Regions from separate parts of the Mus musculus genome. Here region 1 is linked to region 2. A link is a loop called in an ENCODE intact Hi-C map of the cell type or tissue named here. Cell type or tissue: left cerebral cortex. All regions are shown on one strand. Links, peaks and the distances in the headings refer to the core of each region. The heading gives the core; the rest is flanking DNA. Region 1 has its middle 73 kb from the start of 9030204H09Rik. Region 2 overlaps Ttll11 (tubulin tyrosine ligase-like family, member 11).

Region 1 (8,334 bases), core at 34-8,033, 160 kb before region 2:
TTCCCTATTCTCCATTGATGCCTATGGGGGCTTGTCTTAGTGACTGCATGTGCTGATGGCCTGTGGCTTACATCTTCCCAGGGAGCAAAGTGGTGGGCTCCGCAGTATAGACAAGGCACTGTGGGAAGGCTGAGGCACTCAGAGTTGTCTGGCTTGGAGAAGACAGCTCATGTAGAAGAGGGATTTTGCAGAGCTATGAGCAAAGGCCAATTCTTTTCATCGGCAAATAGTGTTACAAATCAAGAGCAAGCGTGTTGGACCAGCAAGCCAAGATGAGGGTGTGGGGGTGGGGGCCGGGGCGGGCAGCTGACAGAACATGAATTGCTGATGGCTCTCCACACAGAGAAGAGTCTCGAAGTGAAAATTAAATCTGTAATGAGATGGTACTGTGTTTCCTACCCGCCAATGGACTAACAGTTGCGTCCCGACAGTACATGCCAGCCTGGCGCTTTCGCACAGGTTTAATGGGGCTGAAAAAGTGCCTAACCCTTTTGAAGATCAACAAAACCACATTGGTGTAATTTTAAAATGCGTGTACCATTTGGCCTGGTAATTCTCCCTTCAGGACACGTGATTCTTGTACATAAAGTGAGTGTGTTTGTGACAGCTGTCCCTGTGACACTTAGTGACAGACCTGGCAAGATGAAGATATATTGATTAAGAACCAATGAAGAAAGGAGCCATATACTATGTAATTACAATATATCATGTACTGGATTCTATAATTGCTAAAAAGCTAAGACCCACTTCCAGGTGTGTACCATGATACAGTGTTGTGTATGTACCAAAAAGTGTTGGGTTGAAAAAGCAGAGAACAAGTTGGTGTGTACAAAACAGAAGAATGGACACAAACACCATACACCATACACACAGACACACGTGCACACATACATATAAAAACACACATATATGTATGCACACATACACCCTGCATGTACATACACACCCCCCACACACACATACATGCCACATACATGCCTAAGAGTTCTTAAATGTACACAGGCTGCCTAAAAAGACACGGAAACCTGCCAACAGTAATGAGGGGGGATGGGGACACTCCTTGTCACTCTCTGCCTTTACACTGTACTTTGTTTTAGCTCCATGTATCATGTCGTCTTTTTGTCAACTTGACACAGCTAGATGTGGGAAGAGAAAACTCAACTGAGAAAATGACTCCATCAGATTTGCCTACAGAGCATTTTCTGGAGTAATGACAGATCGGGAAAAGGCCCAACTCATTGTGGATGGGGCCACCCATGGGCTGGTGGTCCTGGGCCGTATTAGAAAGCAGGCTGAGCAAACCAAGGGGGAGCAAGCCAGTGAGCAGCACCTCTTCATGGTCTCTGTGTCAGCTCCTATTCCCAGGCTCTTGCTTGAGTTCTTGCCCTGACATTCCTCAGTGGTGCTAATGTATAAATACTGAGTTTTTACAAGTTGCAATCGCCCCCATCCACTGAACATTTTGCAGGCCCTAAGACTTCTCTAGGAAGAACAAGAACTTTGTCCTTCTCCTCAGCTAAGGGGACACTTCCCAGGCCTCGTGTGAACACAGAGAGACGTGGACAGACTAGCACACAGGGACAGCAGTTGGGAGCCTACACTGTGTGGATAGAGTCCACTGTTTGCAGGGCCAGGGGCCATGCTTGGGGACCAAGTCGGTGGGTGTCTTAGTCCTCTCTGCTTGGAGCTAGGGACTCGTTGACCTGCAGTAACAAGAGCAGTGGCTTTCGTCTGTCTATTGTCACAAGGAACTCTGTACCCTCTGCAGTCAAACCTTCTCTGATGGCTGCATGGCCAGTAGTAGGGGACAGTGGCTCCATCTGCTCAGCTGTAAAATGGGAACAATGCCATTGCAGTCCCCTGATGTCTGGGTGGCTGCAGCCGACAATGAACCTGGTTATCGGACATTCTTACGTTTCCTGTCACAGCCAGGCACATCGGGTTAGAAACAGGGCTAGCCAGATTGCCGGAACCCTAGGTTGTAGATTCCCCTTGGTGTTCACTTTGCAGACAAGCCCAGCCATTTCTGAAGGCTAAGCCCCATGGCTGACTTCAAGAGCTCCATATGAGGTAAAACTCAGCACAGGGAGACCTGCAGGCTGCAGGGACTGTGATGTTCCTGAGATGGCTTCAGGGAGCTGAGGGCTTCTGGAAACTCTGACATGCTGCTATGGAGGGACTTCGCCGGACCCTCACACTGCTCTGATAGTGCCGGAGCTTCACCACTTAAAACAACCCATTCATTCAGTTGTCCATTCATTCATTCATTCATTCATTCTTTCTTTCTTTCATTCATTCGTATGTGGGGGTATAGCATGGTACACATGGGGCAGTCAGAGGACAGGTCATCTGGTTTGGCAGCCAGGTTCTTAATCTATTGAGTCAATTATGTGACTGGAGGTCCATCTCTGAGACCAGCTCTGGCATTAACACACGGCTACCACGGGCAAGTTATGTCGTCTCAGCTTTGTACCTCAGTTTCCCCAAATGTACACTGGGTTGAAGTTGTGAGTACAGCCAGTCATTCACTCCCACGAAGGTTCAACCAACAAATACTCCAGCATATTCCTGAATGAGTGTAACTATTGAGAAGGGATGAGTCTCTCCTGGTCGTTACTCCCCCTACAACAGTTAACAACTCTTTCTCCAGCACTTTCACTGAATTAAAGCCTCGAAGTCTAGAGGGGATTTAAAGTATATGGAAAGATGAGTTACATCTCGTCAATACCCACTTTACATAATCGACTTGAACATCCTCAGAGTTTGGTATCTTCCGGGACCTTGGAATCAATCAGCTTTGGATTTCAGGGACGACTGTCTGGCTGAGACAGGTGTGCATATGTTGGTGTGGGTGGGCATATGCCACACCCGGGGCAGTAAGAACACGTGGCCATGTTGCAGTGGGGTGGGCTGTGGCAAAGGTTTTGTGCAGGTGTGGTTCATAGGTTAGTGTGCATGGGTACCCTAACTGAGCTTGTAGAAAGTGATTGTGGGCCCACATTACTCTCTCGAGTGTACAGGCAAGTGCATTTCCCATCATAGCAGCCATGGGATCAGGGCCATATGACAAGGTGATGGCCAAGGCATGTGGGGCAGAGACAGAGCTGGCTTTGGCCAGAACAGTAACCCAGTTGACCTCCTGCCTCTCTGGAGAGGGAAGCAGAGCCCAGGTTGGAAGCAGCTAGAGTCACCCTGGACTGCTACCTGGCCTACTAGGTGCGACTATGTGAGCATGAACTGAGCCTCCTAGGGAAGCTGCTGCAGCCTGCAGTCTTGCTTACTTCTATTCTACCTAGGCTGGCGAAAGTATGGACAGGGTGCTGTACAGAATGCAAAATTGACAGGGCTTTTCAAGCTAACACATGAAACTTCAAGTAAGTGACTATTTCTGACCTGTCAATCTGTGGCCTGCTTTGCCCCAACACAGTCATGGACAGACCCTGTGTCCAACTGTGGCCAGAAGCTGACGACTCTGAAAATGGCTCAGGGCAGGTCCACGGCAATGCTGACTGAGTTGCTGCTCAGACAGCAAATCGTTACTGCTTCCAAGACGATTAGGGTGGCAGACACAGCCTGAGGCTTCAAGAGTCCCCAAGAACCGCTCTTCCGGGGGAGAGAGAAGCCTATTTCCATGGACTGAATATTGTCGTCCTATCCCTCCGAAACTCACCTGTCCAACTCCTCACTCCAGCTGTGACCATATGAGGAGGTGGGCATTTGGGAAGTGATTAGATCAGAGACAAGACTGGAACGTTTCTGAAAGGACCCTAGACTGCTCTCCCATGCTCTTCCTGCCAGAGAAAAGTTCAATGAGAAGGAAGAGGGCAGGCTGCAGCCTCAAGGGCCCGCATCAGAACTTGACTATGCTGGCATCCTGAGCTCGGAATCCTAGAACAGTAAGGAATAAAATTCCTGTTCTTCAGCTTATGGTATTTTGCTACGGTGAGCTAAATGGATTCAGTCATCCCTTCCCATCTGGAACCAAGCTTCTTCCCTGGGATGTGGCATGGACCAATTTTGATAACCGTACACCTTAGCCTGCAAGAGGCTAGCGCTCCAGGACTCACAGTGGTGGAGCTAGAGGTATAGGTCATGGCTGGATTCCAGAGGCTGGCAGTGAACTTGGATGGGTACTTCTCCCGGGACCCCAGCGCTATAAAAGCCTGGAGTTCACAGGCTCACAGGTAAGAGCGGCAGAGGTGATGGAAGCATGGGAGGCTCGTGCTGCTGGTGTGTCTGCAGAAGCAGAGCACAATGACGGTGACATCGCTGCCACCGAGTCCAGTTTTGAAAGTGGCACCCTGGAGTTTCCTGGGCTGACTCCACGGGGCATACTTGCTAAAGTGATGGGCTAAGAGCTTCTTCATGAAGAGGCTTACCTCACACTCCCACCTTACAAAGCAGAGCAAGAAGATCCCCCTTTGGGCTCCCTCGTTTGTAAAAGAATAATTTATTTTTGTCTTTTGTTTTTTTTTTTTTTACAGCGGACCCCTTACATGATTGGGGGGGGTGATGTTGGATCGGCTAGGATTAAAGGCAAATGTGGACCCCAATCCCCAGGGATTCTCATCAAATGCCCAGGGTGCTGGGGGAAGGCTGCCGGGTGAAAAGAGTCTCAATTCCAAGCCTCAAAGCTGCACCCTGGTGCAGAGGACCCAGGAAGCCATGCCTGCAGGTGTGCTGCCTTCTTCTCTACTAGGCTGAGGGACTCCTGGTAGGCAAACCTGGGTCTCTCTAGAAGACGTGGAGTGACAGCTCTCTCATCCCTAAAGAGCCGAGGCCTGTGACACCAAAGCCTGGGCCAAGAAGGCTGTCCCAGCATTTGAGGACAAGGCGTGTGACTGTTCTGTGAAATAGCAACCAAAGGACCAGGGAGTTGTCAGTGGGCACTGCCTGCCTAAGGGGCTTTCTTCCCTAAGTGGCAGAGGGCTGTGCAAAAAAACCCAAATGTTTCTCTGAAGCCACTGGGGGTGGAGATTTCCAGGGAGCTGGGGGTCTCACTTTATTTTTAACTCCAGGCCATCTGCTTCCCACTTCCCACCGGGTGGGCCACAGTCTGGGAGATATTCAGAGTGAACATATGCTGCACCCGGGCGGGGGGGGAGATGGGGGAGGAGGCTGCGGGCGGGGGGGGGGGGAGGAGGTGCTGGGAGGAGGCTGTGGGGCAGAGGGGGGGGGCTGTGTTCTCTAGAGTCGTGACCACCAGATATGCTGGCCAGCGGGGTTCATGATGACCTCTTTGCTGTTTTCTCAGCACTTCAGGCTCTGGGGAGGAGCTACATAGGTGACTTCACATAGAAGGAGCACAGAGAGCAAACCTCTCGGGACAGGCATCCCTCCTAGAGTCTCTGAAAGGTGGGGTCAACTTCTAACAGGGCCCTCTCTGCTAAGAGAGACGGTTCTTCAGGCAGGTTTGGAGGATTTCCTAAATTCTCTCTCTGGCTCCCTCAGGATTTCATGGGTCCCTAGAGTCACTATCTCTCAAGTAAATATCAACCATAAGGTGAGAAAAAAATTAAAGGTGCCCTTTTCTTACCAACTGACCCCAAATGAACAAACATTGCCATTCCCCACAACACACACACCCAGCAGGTTTGCTGTTGAAAATTACCACATAAAAGAAATTGTCAATACTCCATAGCTGTTTATATAGTGAGCCGTGGTTAGCAACACTCAGCCTCATTTTATTACTGTATTTTGTGACGTTACCAAGACAACTGAGGCTGTAACAGAGACTTTCATGCGACATGAAAATTTAATAAAGAATTCTGAAAGGCTTTTAAGAGGTGGGAGTGATGGAGGGAGGTGGGCTTGAGGTCTCCACAGACTTCCAGGAGCCTCTCCTGCCAGGGCTCACGGCCTGCCAATGAGTTTCCTGGCAGCCATTGCTTCCAGCATACGGACACCATACCTTTTCTCTACAGACGTTTGTGAAGACAGTTCCCAGGTGCCAAGTCTCATGCCAGGCTCGTTGTGACCGTTTTGACGTGATCTCTGATGCACGGGAGAGGGACAAGTGTCAGGGAGTGAGAGTCACCCATCAGGCCACTCACCCGACAGGCCAAGCAAATTCAGACTCTTAGGAGACTTCCAGAAGAGACGGTCTCTGCTGGCTTCTCCATTCTGGTGTGAAATAGGGAAAATACCTCAGTAGCCTAAGTGAGGCCTGAGAGAGGCGTGACATCTGGGGACCACAGCCCTGGTTAGATTCAGCACAAATGCTTCCTGTGGAGAGAAACATTTCCCAGAAGCCTCTTGGTGAGCAGGTTTTGCTGTACGGGGAGGCAAAGGGCCTGTTTCTCTGTTTTCCAGATCAGACTCAGAAGCAAAGAAATTCCAGCAATGAGGAAAATGGTGTTCAGTGTGTGTGTGTGTGTGTGTGTGTGTGTGTGTGTGTTTTGTGTGCTCATACATTTGTGTGTGCACGTGCATGTGTGTGCTCACACATGTGTGAATGTATGCACTTCATGCATGTGCCTGTGTGTGTGCTCTCACATGTATGAGTGTGCAAGCATTGTGTGTGTGTGAACACATGTGTGACTATGCATGCATGAGTGTGTAAGTGCACACAGGTGTGTATGTGCATGTGTGTGTGTGTGTGTGTGTGTGTGTGTGTGTGTGTGTGTAAGTATAAACAGAGGCAACGTGTTTTTTCCAGTTAAAGCAAAGCAAGATTTGGTCATAAGAACTGGCAACTGGAAAGCTGTCCATTCCCAGCAATTTCTTTGTCTCTGAGAACAAGAAACACACATTGCATTATTTTGTGAGAAATAGTGTGTGGGAAAATTTCATCAAAAGAAATGGGAGAGTGGCAACATTATCAACTGAGGCTAGGTAGGTTTCAGGCTGTATCGCTCACTGGTGAATTTCTCTATTCAAGCTGGGGCAGTTCTCCGCTGCTGGGAACGCAGCTCCGAGATGAGGGCTCCTGAGTCCCGAGCTTAAAGAGAGGGCACCCAGTGCCAAGCACTGCCAGCCCAGTCCTCACTCACAGAGCTGAGGACTAACAGACGTTAGTCAAGGGACAAAGCGGGGCAGCCAAGCACTGCCAGCCCAATCCTCACTCACAGAGCTGGGGACTAACGGACATTAGCCAAGGGACAAAGCAGACAGGTCAAGCTGTTTTTTGGAGTAGTACCTCTGCCAGTCAGAAGGCCAACTCCAGACATTTGAGGAACGGCAATGAATGGTTTCAAGTTTGTGTCAATGAAAGGCAGCAGGGAGGGAGGGAGGGAGTCAGTCACTCGGGCTTCATTCATCATGATTGACATTATTCAAGAAAGCTTTTACTTCTGTCCTGCTACAGTGGCTAGAACCCAGAAGCAAGTGTGAAGGCAAGCAAACATCCCGCCAGCACATGGTTTGTATAAATACTTCTGCACTTCCATGCTTTTGTTGTCTTACCTAATTGTCCCAAGACATGGAGAGGGGGTATTGCCCAGTTAGGTGGTCGAGGACCTGGGGTTCTTACAGTCTGTGTAATAGAGGAATAAGTCAGAGGGTCTATGTCCCTAGAATTCCCAGGTATGCTCTGGTGGAAGATCAGTTTCCTGGCAGCATGGGCTGCCACGTCTGCCTAACTGGGCTTTGGATAGGTGTCAGAAAGTCTGGTGACAATCCTCATCTTTCACTGGGTAGCTGAGAGGATCAGACAAGAGAATAAATTTAAAAGAACCCCTTGAACTGTGAAACACTGAGAACATGTTCATTCACACAACACAGGGAGTCTTTAGAATAATCTAGAAAGACATGGAATGGTTTTCAAATGCCTGTCCAGCCCCACTCCCTAACCACCTATGTCCACAGCAGACATCAGGCTGTGGAAAGGCTCAAAGGTCAGCAAAGTCATTGCCTATTCATGGGTTCACGGGACAGCCTCCACGCTTGGGGAAGGGAATCAGACAATTGAGAATGTGGGGATTTTTTAGCCAGTTGGCTCAATGAAGCTTCTAACGTCATGATTCATAAGGGCATTTGCAGCACATGCAGAGGCGAACGTCTCAGTTTCCTATCACTAGCAACTGGCCTGCATCCAACAGTGCTGCAGCTGCGTTCCCACAGGTGAATTTGACAAAGAAGGGGGCTTTTTGGGTTCCTGGACATACATAGAAGAGGCCTCATTCTGTGAGGGATGGGAATGGGGGTGGCTGGGGGCTGTAGCAGGATGCTTGAACTGTACCTGGCAAGTTGCTTTCTGTTAGCCAGAGGGATCTGATTGGACCAAGTAGTGGCAAGCAGCAAGGGTCTGGTGAGGAGTCTGGAGCAGGGCCTGCAGAGTCTTCCAACTTACTGTTTTCCTGACAAAAGATTCTAAGGGCTCTAAGGAGCCAGAGT
Region 2 (8,334 bases), core at 321-8,320:
TCAGACCAGACCTTCTTGATGTCCACACCTTTGGAAGACAGTCTACAAAGAATGCTAGAGAAAGTCCTCTTGCTGCCCGTGCTGGCGCTGTCAGAGTGGACAAACTTGCCGCTGTGGATATTCAGGGAGTAGTTGGTCAGGTGCATAAAGACATGGTGCAGATTCTGGGGGTTAGGTTCTTGATATGGCTCTGTACAAAACCTAGAGAGTCCATCTTTGGCAATATAAATCTCTAAGGGATCCAAGGACTTCAGCAAGACATACAGACGGATGTCGAACTTGAGTTTGTCGATGAGGAGGGGCTTGCGGATGTACTCCTGGACCACTGCCGGCCTGTTATGGAGGGTCCCAGTCAGGCGACCATCACAGGGATCCTTAATGAGGTAGATTCCATCACCCTGACAACCACTATCCGGTTTCACAATAAAAGTGGGCTTCCAGGAGGGGTCACCTTCTTTCACCGTTTGGACCTGGAAGGGAGGGAAAACACCGGACTGTTAGGGATGTGGCAGAGATCCCCCTTCCACAGAGATGACACTGCCTGGGGGTCCAGTGACATGAGACTTGTCCTCAGTCTTGTATTCAAGAGTGAGGTGGAAAGTGGATTAGAAAAGTTGACCTGAGTTCAAGTCACTTCACCAGTTCTTAGTTGTATTCTTAACAAGTCATGTAACTATAACAACGGCAACAGCTTAATACAATTTGTGATTACCTGTGACATGCCAGGCATTGCACTGGGCTCTTTTACACTAGTCACCTCATCAAACCCTCCCAGAAAACACGGTTGTTATGGAGGGATGCAGCCATTGTTACATATGAGAGGAAAGAGTCAGCCTGCCTGGATTCAAGCTCTGGTGGTGTCATTTACAGAGCAAATTATTTCTCTCTACCTTCAATACTTGTCAAATAGAATTAAGGGCTTTTCCCCCCTTTCTGGATCTTGTTTGTTTTGAGACAGAGCATCTTGTCCAGCCTGGCCTTGAACCTTGAACTTGTCACCCAACCATCTTCACCTCCCAAGTGCTAGGATTACAGATAAGCAAGTATCACAGCTGGCTTGTGTGGTGCTGGGCTCTGTGCATGCTAGGCAAACATCCGACCACCTGAGCAGGCTAAGGACTCAAAGAGAAAATAAACTTGTGAGTTTAACTGGGGGAGGCAGCAGCGTTGAGGCTAAATCCTGGATTGATTACCCTAGAGCCCTGTGCCTTCCTCCATATTCTTTTCAACCCTCAATGGAACAATACAAAGAAGTGACCAGCCGAGATGTACAAAGGACCAGGCACAGTAACAAACCCTGAGCTAGCACACGAGAAACAGGCTTTCTGCTTTATTATGTGTATCTCACAGACTTGGCCAATCCCTCTACCTGTCTGGACCTTTCAGGAACTAGGTTCTGTCATCTGCAGCAGCTGCTCTTTCCCAGATCTGGGCTAGCAGGACATGCCCAAGACCATCTAGGCACTTGGCCAGCCCAGATCTGGACCTGTGGTTGTGTATAATTTATGGGTACCTGATTCCTCCAGGCTATGGCTTCAAGGTATTCCCCCTGAAGCTCACATGTTGGAAACTTAACCTCTAATATGCACATGTTGATGGTATCTTAATGTAGAAACTTGGCAGGTAAAGTTGAAGAAGCCTAAGCATAGAGCGATATGACAGCACTGGTAGTTTCATAAGAAAGGGAGAGACCAGCCCTCCTGTGTGCTGGCTAGCACATTGGATGTGTCTTGTCCCATAGAAGGCCCCTCACCAGCTATCAGCATCTTGATACTGGACTTCTTAGCCTCTGGAGCTGAAAGACATACATTTCTATACTTTACAAACTCAGAAGGCCTGAGCCATCCAGACATCTTTGTTGGGGTGCTTTGGGAAGCTATGGAAGAAGGTGGGCTGAAATGCTCAGAGAAGACATGTGAAGACAGACACCTTGCTCTCTGTAGCTCCTGGCATGGAAGCTCTCTTCTGAGCCATCCCCAGGAGCAGTGCCCGACTTGCAGGAGAAGTCGATGATGGTCTGGCGCTGGCCTCCCGTCAGCCTTTGCCTTCGCTGTGCAAGCCTGACCCAGGCCACCCACTCTCTAGAATGCACTTATCTCTTTGACTGGCCTATATTTCTAGCTGAAGCTTTTGCCGATTCCTGGGTCTTGTAAAAGATCCTTAACAATGGAGGGACACTTACAGCCTTGATAATGGCTCCCATCAATTGTGTCCTCCACGTCAGCAGGATTCCAGAACAGAACTTCACAAGAGATCAATGCGGGCTCCCTCTCAGGCCCAACCTCCTCACAGCCTTTCCTGCAACAGTGACCTTGACGCTTATGTCATTATTTAATATTCATCCGAAGCATCCACACGCACAGCCTTTACAGCAAACATGGCTGCTATGGACGAACGACAGCCGTGGATCAGCAAGTGAAAAATGTCAAGTTTGCACTGGTGGGTAATTTTTCCCTCTAGAAAGCTTTTGCTAGGCCGATGATACTAACAGTTCAATATATTATCAGAGTGATATTTTCTCCTTTGAATTCAGGGTATGTGCCTTAAATAAATTAAACTACATGGTCAATAGTCTCTGTCATTCATTACAGTGTTAAATATTTCTTCCTCTCTGTGCCAGAGTCATTACAAATCAAGATTATTAATTCTAAGAGAATCGTTGAATTTTCTGAACCAAAAGGATCCTCGGAGACCGACATCATCCCATCTGCTCATAATGCAGAGGGGAGGCTGAGGCTGAGGGAAGGGGCGGGGCCCGCCTGGGGTCCCATGATTGGCTAGCGAGGCAGGTGGGGTGAGAGCCTAGGTCTTTGATCCCACCTCAGGTTCCCTGTGACAATTTTATTTTTGATAAGATAAAATGAAAGACCCGTTTTTCTGATTCCTATAGCAAAGACTTTTTGTTTTGTTTTGTTTTGATTTGTTTTGTTTTGTTTTGTTTCAAGAGAGAGTTTCTCTGTGTAGATCAGGCTGGCCTTGAACTCAGAAATCCCGCCTGCTTCTGCCTCCCAAGTGCTGGAATTAAAGGCGTGCGCCACTACTAATCAGCCAAAGACTTTAATATCTCAGCCATTACTAATATCTGGGCTCTGACCTCACCCTGAACATGGCTGTCTTGGAACTGTGTCTTTGAATCCTGAGCTGTCTGGGATACCCCAACCCCAAATCTTCAGTCTGGGTTCCTAATGTGTTCAAAAGTGCCACAGCCTGGCTCACTAACTGCTCTGCAGGCAGGACCTAAGTGTGACCCCCAGCACCCACATAAGAAAGCTAGACATGGTGGTGTAACACTGTGATTCCAGATCTAGGGAGGCAGAGACAGGAGGAACCCAGGGCTGGCTGCCCACTGGGCTCCAGGCACAATGAGAGACCTTGTCTTAAAACGGGTAAAGAGCAATTGAGAAGGACCGTTGGCTTTGACATTTGACCTCTGACCTCTGACCTCCACACATATGCACATACAAGTGCTGGGTCTAGGAAATGAGGTTGCTATATTTCCAGTCCCCTCAGCCATTACTTTAGCCAAAAAAAAAAAAAAAAAAAAAACAGAATTCCTATCTTCTGAACCTTTCTGGTTTTGCTTAACAGACATCTTTCCACTCAACGACTGAAGCTAAATATAGCTTCTGTCTCTGGGCCCAACCTCACCCTCACCTTCCACTGAAACTCTGACGATTCTGGCTGAAGCCTGAATATGTGATTCTGTCGTGTGCACTGAGAACCACCGGACTAAAGTGAATTAATTAAGCCAAAATAGCATCTGAAGCCACTGTCTGAAATGAAGTTCTATGCCTTAGTGTTGGCCGGAATGTGAGGAAGACGGCTCTTAAACTACAGCTGATGGTATCTTTGGTTTATCCAACTCTGCTGTCGGATGTGAAATCCATTATCTTGTAACTGTATACTCGGATGGCTGAAAGAGATACATAGGGGATGCCGGCTGGCTTGCCTGGCACTCAGGAGGCTTATTGAAAATTTTCTGCACCTTTACTGCCCCCTAGTGGTATTCTGGAAAGGCGTCTGAGAAAGCCTGGCTTTCCAACATTACTTAAGTGGGATATTATTAGCCTGAAAACGGAAGGGAATGATAAGACCAAAACCTTGAGCACTCTGTGCAGAGAAACAAGCCAAACACAAAACCAAAAGGACTTTAGGATCCCACTGTGCAAGGTCCCCAAGAAGTCAAATTCTTAAGAATTTGAAGTGGCAAGAATACAGAAATAGAAGGGGTTGGGGTTGGGGGTGGGGTGGGGTGGTTAGTAGAGTTAGCAATTTAATAAGGACAGAATTTCAGTTACTTAAGGTTTTAAAAATTCTACAGTTGGATTGGGCAATATTTGTACCACTGAACTTTACCCTCCAAAAATTATGAAGCTGATAGAGTCCCTGCACCCAAGCATGTGGGCCTAGGTTCTAGCCCCAGCAACCAGATAAAAAGCTGGGCATGTGGCATGTGCCTATAATGCCAGAATCGGGGTGGGGTGGGCAGCACTGTGACAGGCAGATCCCAGCAGCTCTCTGATTGGCCAGCATAGCGGAAGCGATGAACTCCAGGTAGTCTGGAAAGCTAACACCAAGGACTAGCTCAGAGATTCTTGACAGCAGTCTCTGGTCTCCATGTGTACACACATACGTGTGCGTACATCTATGTGAAAACATACGTGTACCCTCCCTGCCACACAAAAGAAAAAATAGGCAAAGCTGGTAAACTTTTGTTATGTGTGTTTGCACCAATTAGCCTTCGCTGAGTTGAAAGAAGTGTAAACCAGAAAAATCTGGATTTTGGCTCCAGTGTTGCTAGGATATTTCTGCCTGTCATGTGACCATGGAAGGTCACTGGACTTTCTTCTGTGCTCTGCCATGTTCACCTATAAAATTGAGGGTTTACTAGAAGGTCCTGGGGCTCAACCAGCTAACTAGTGCTAAGCAGGGGATTCTCTATTGGAGGCTGTATCACAAACATTCATGGAACCACCAGAGAGATCATGCTGTGCGTTACCATCAGCACACAGGGTGACCTGTGAGCTCAGGGATTTGCACGGGAGATTTATGACGAGTTTGCATCAAGCAGGCAAGGCCTGTGTGAGAAGCAAGGCAGAGCACCTGGAGGGAGGAAGTTCAGCAGCCAGACTAGAAAGCCACAGAGCGTTATTAGCAACAAGGGGAAAGCATGGGGACAAGTTCTGAATTATGATGACACCAGAGATGTCAAAGATAGTTAGAGCCATGTTTTGTCACATTGGAAGACCTACGTTTCATTCTAACAATGCAGGCCATTGGTGTCATGGGAACGGGCTGTGGATCTTCAGGACAAACAAGACTCTGATAGACAAAGTGTGTACTGGGCAGGACACAAGGGACCAGTCCAACAGCTGTGAGGTCTGAGACTCAAGGGAAATTCCAACTCTTGATGTACACAACAATTCCTGAGGCCAGCTAAGACTGAAGCTGCTGTCATGTAGGTGACCCAGGCCAAACAAGAAGGGCAACACGGGCCATCTGAGAGGCAAAGTGGGAGGTGATGAGGGTGGTTGCAAAGAACAACTTGAGTAGATGGCAAAGCAGGAGAGAACAGAAGACATTCAGGAGACTGCCAATGGTGGAGAACAGCAAGAGAATGACCACTAATGTCAGGAATAGACATAAGCCTCCACTCATGAGATCACACAAGACTCCCACTCAAGAGATCACACAAGACTCCCACTCATGAGGTCACACAAGACTCCCATTCAAGAGATCACACAAGACTCCCACTCAAGAGATCACACAAGACTCCCACTCATGATATCACACAAGAGTCCCACTCGGGAGATCACACAAGATTCACACTTATGAGGCTACACAAGACTCCCACTCATGAGATCATACAAGACTTCCACTTATGATCACACAGACTCCCACTCAAGATATCACACAAGACTCACACTCATGGGGGTCACACAAGACTCCCACTCACGAGCTAAATAGGAGCCACTCAAGACACTATGGTTCAGGCCCTGTTCTGCACACTGCATCTCATTTAATCCTCACAACCATCTTATTTTATAGACCAGAAAATAGAGGGCCAGAGATGTCTATTAACCTTCCAAAAGTAACACAGCCAATAGGGTGTGAAGCCAGGGTTTGAATCCAGGCAGTCAGATTCTAGAATCCATGTCCAAAGGGAAAAGCTCATGCCCGAGTATGAGAAGCAAGCCTGATTGGAAAGAATCTTGATGAATATCCCTTTGGGGAGTCAGGATGATGATACTCTGCAAAGGTGGCAACTTTGTGCTTTCGAGAAGGAAGAAACTAATTGATGTGTATGATTACAGGAAGATCCTTCAGCTGCGAGATAGAAAATGTCCTGGAGGAGGCAGATGTCCAAGGACAGAGAGGAAATGCTTGAGCAACATTCTGGAGGCAAAATACACAGCTGTGTACCTAAACCTCACCAGGTCCTTCCTCCTCCTTTCCGTTATTTAGATCAAGCATCTCATCGCAGTGAGAAGAAACCAGGGCCTCGTGGGCCGATGACTTCCAACGTCCTGTTAGGGAGCTAAGAGGAAGGGAGATTTAGCAGGAGCAGGGGAGGAGATGATCCAGATATTGGGACAAAAAGGAAACAGCTGGGAAGTGCTTACTGTCACTTCATGTCTTTGTTACTTTTCTGTTGCTGTGCTAAACGCCATGACCAAGGCGACTTATGGAAGAGAGTGATGGCTGAAGAACAAGCTGACAGCTCACATCTTGAGTGACAGACAGGAAGCAGAGAGCACACACTAGAAATGGCTTCTTTACACTCTCCAAACCTACCTCTAGAGATATACCTCCCCCAACAAGGCTGTACCTCCTGAACCTCCCCAACACTGCCACCAACTGGAGACCAAGTGTTCAAATACTCTCTCATGCCTATAGAAGACATACTTATTGCAAAGTCAGCAGGTGATGACGCCTGCCGCAGAGGCATGTCCTATCAGAACTTGACCTGCAGGCAACTGATGATCTTCATCTGGAGACTGCCACATGGGAGGCTGAGACTGACAAAAGACAGTGTCATGGCCACAAGAGTCCTGATGGCCTGGAACAGGGGCATCGATAGCTGCGCGGAGGCAGAGTAGCGACACAGAGAACTAGGTTGCTAGGAACGTACTAGTAACTAGATGGATATAAGGAGGTGGGGGACGGAAGGTCGCAGGTTTTAGGGCCTCAGTATTCACAGAGGGGTGCTATGCCAGGTACAGACTGAGGGAACAGGGCAAAGAGCTAAGGCAGGGGGTGGGGGGAAGGAGTCCTTCCGCTGAGTCACCCTGAACTGACCACCAGCTCTTGCCACCTGGATTTTAAGCTGGGATGCAGGATAGCTCGTGGAGGGGGGTGAGAGTGGGGGTGGGGATAGGTCCTGACACCTTCAGCTCTGACTTAATGAGAGCCATGGACCATGTGGAAAGGAGGGCGCCTGCCACTGTAACTGGCTCTGAAAGGATCCCAGTTAAGAAAAGCTAAATTGTAATTTTTAAATTGAAAAAAAAAAAAAAAAGAAGAAGAAGACAAAAAACCCAAACAACACCCTGCAGCTTTATCACAGACTATTGGTTTAAAAGAAATAGTGCTAAGTATTCCCTTGCATCTGTTGCTGGTCACCCATGTGTGATACAGCCTTCAGGGAGATGTCCTCCTTGGTGACAGCCCTGATTCACCCACCCCAGCAGCCTGTCTCCATCCTTGCCCTGTCCCTCTTTCTTGCCTTCATGTGTGTTTGCCTGAGGCCTCCACTGGCCCCTCTGCCCCTCTTCACTTGCAGAATTCCTACCCAGCATGCACACCCACTTATGGGTGTGCTGGCCTGGCATTCAATTCTCCAAGCGGATCTTTCGCTTCCCACCATGCTGCTTCCCTGCATCTACTGTCTCTCCACACTCAGCCCTTTAAGGTACAGGAAGGAAATGTCACTGCACCTGTGTGTATTTGTGCACATGCATGTCCTTCATAAACAGAGAAACCAAGACCGAGAGGCCCAGAGACTTGCCCAAGGCTGCATATAACTAGCAGCAGACAGGGAATTAAAACACAAAATCTTCAGAGTCCTGCCCTAAATTTCTCTCTACCAGAATGAAGTGGGGGCTCTCAATGTTTTTTGGGAGCAGCCGTCTCATTCCGAACAACATGCAACATCTGGTGAGTGACAGCAAATACTTCTGAGCTATGCCTAGTAATCTGTGGGTTTCACGTTACCATTCCACAGGAAACAAAGAAACGGGCCTGGTAAGGCACTCGGAGCCGACAGTTGTCCAGACAGCAGGTGGAACGGGTGCTCCAGCTGGGCTGGCCTTTTCTTTAGAAGATGCTTTGGGT

What was found. Hi-C counts contacts between places; a loop is a spot of excess contacts. Peaks named below come from ENCODE experiments on the same cell type or tissue, not always from the same donor. Only the 100,000 strongest peaks of a DNase experiment are listed, where the experiment ranks them.
Region 1: a loop joins it to region 2, with 2.0 times the contacts of the local background. A loop is called at or near these places in 15 of 42 quality-filtered maps.

The regions. Positions count from the first base shown.
Region 1 is chr2:35,741,893-35,750,226 of GRCm38, forward strand. No RefSeq gene overlaps it. Among named protein-coding and RNA genes, the nearest start is that of 9030204H09Rik, 73 kb to the right of the region's middle. In left cerebral cortex, for the core only: no CTCF peak of the experiment used is centred there; DNase peaks (open chromatin) are centred at 4,984, 5,330, 5,975 and 6,022; H3K27ac peaks cover 674 bases.
Region 2 is chr2:35,902,676-35,911,009 of GRCm38, forward strand. Ttll11 (tubulin tyrosine ligase-like family, member 11) reads right to left here. Exons shown (of 10, transcript NM_029774.3): 4 at 1-470. Gm35396 (predicted gene, 35396) reads left to right here. Exons shown (of 4, transcript NR_168304.1): 3 at 8,225-8,334. Among named protein-coding and RNA genes, the nearest start is that of Gm35396, 23 kb to the left of the region's middle. In left cerebral cortex, for the core only: a CTCF peak has its summit at 4,007 (motif pointing left); DNase peaks (open chromatin) are centred at 3,969 and 5,723.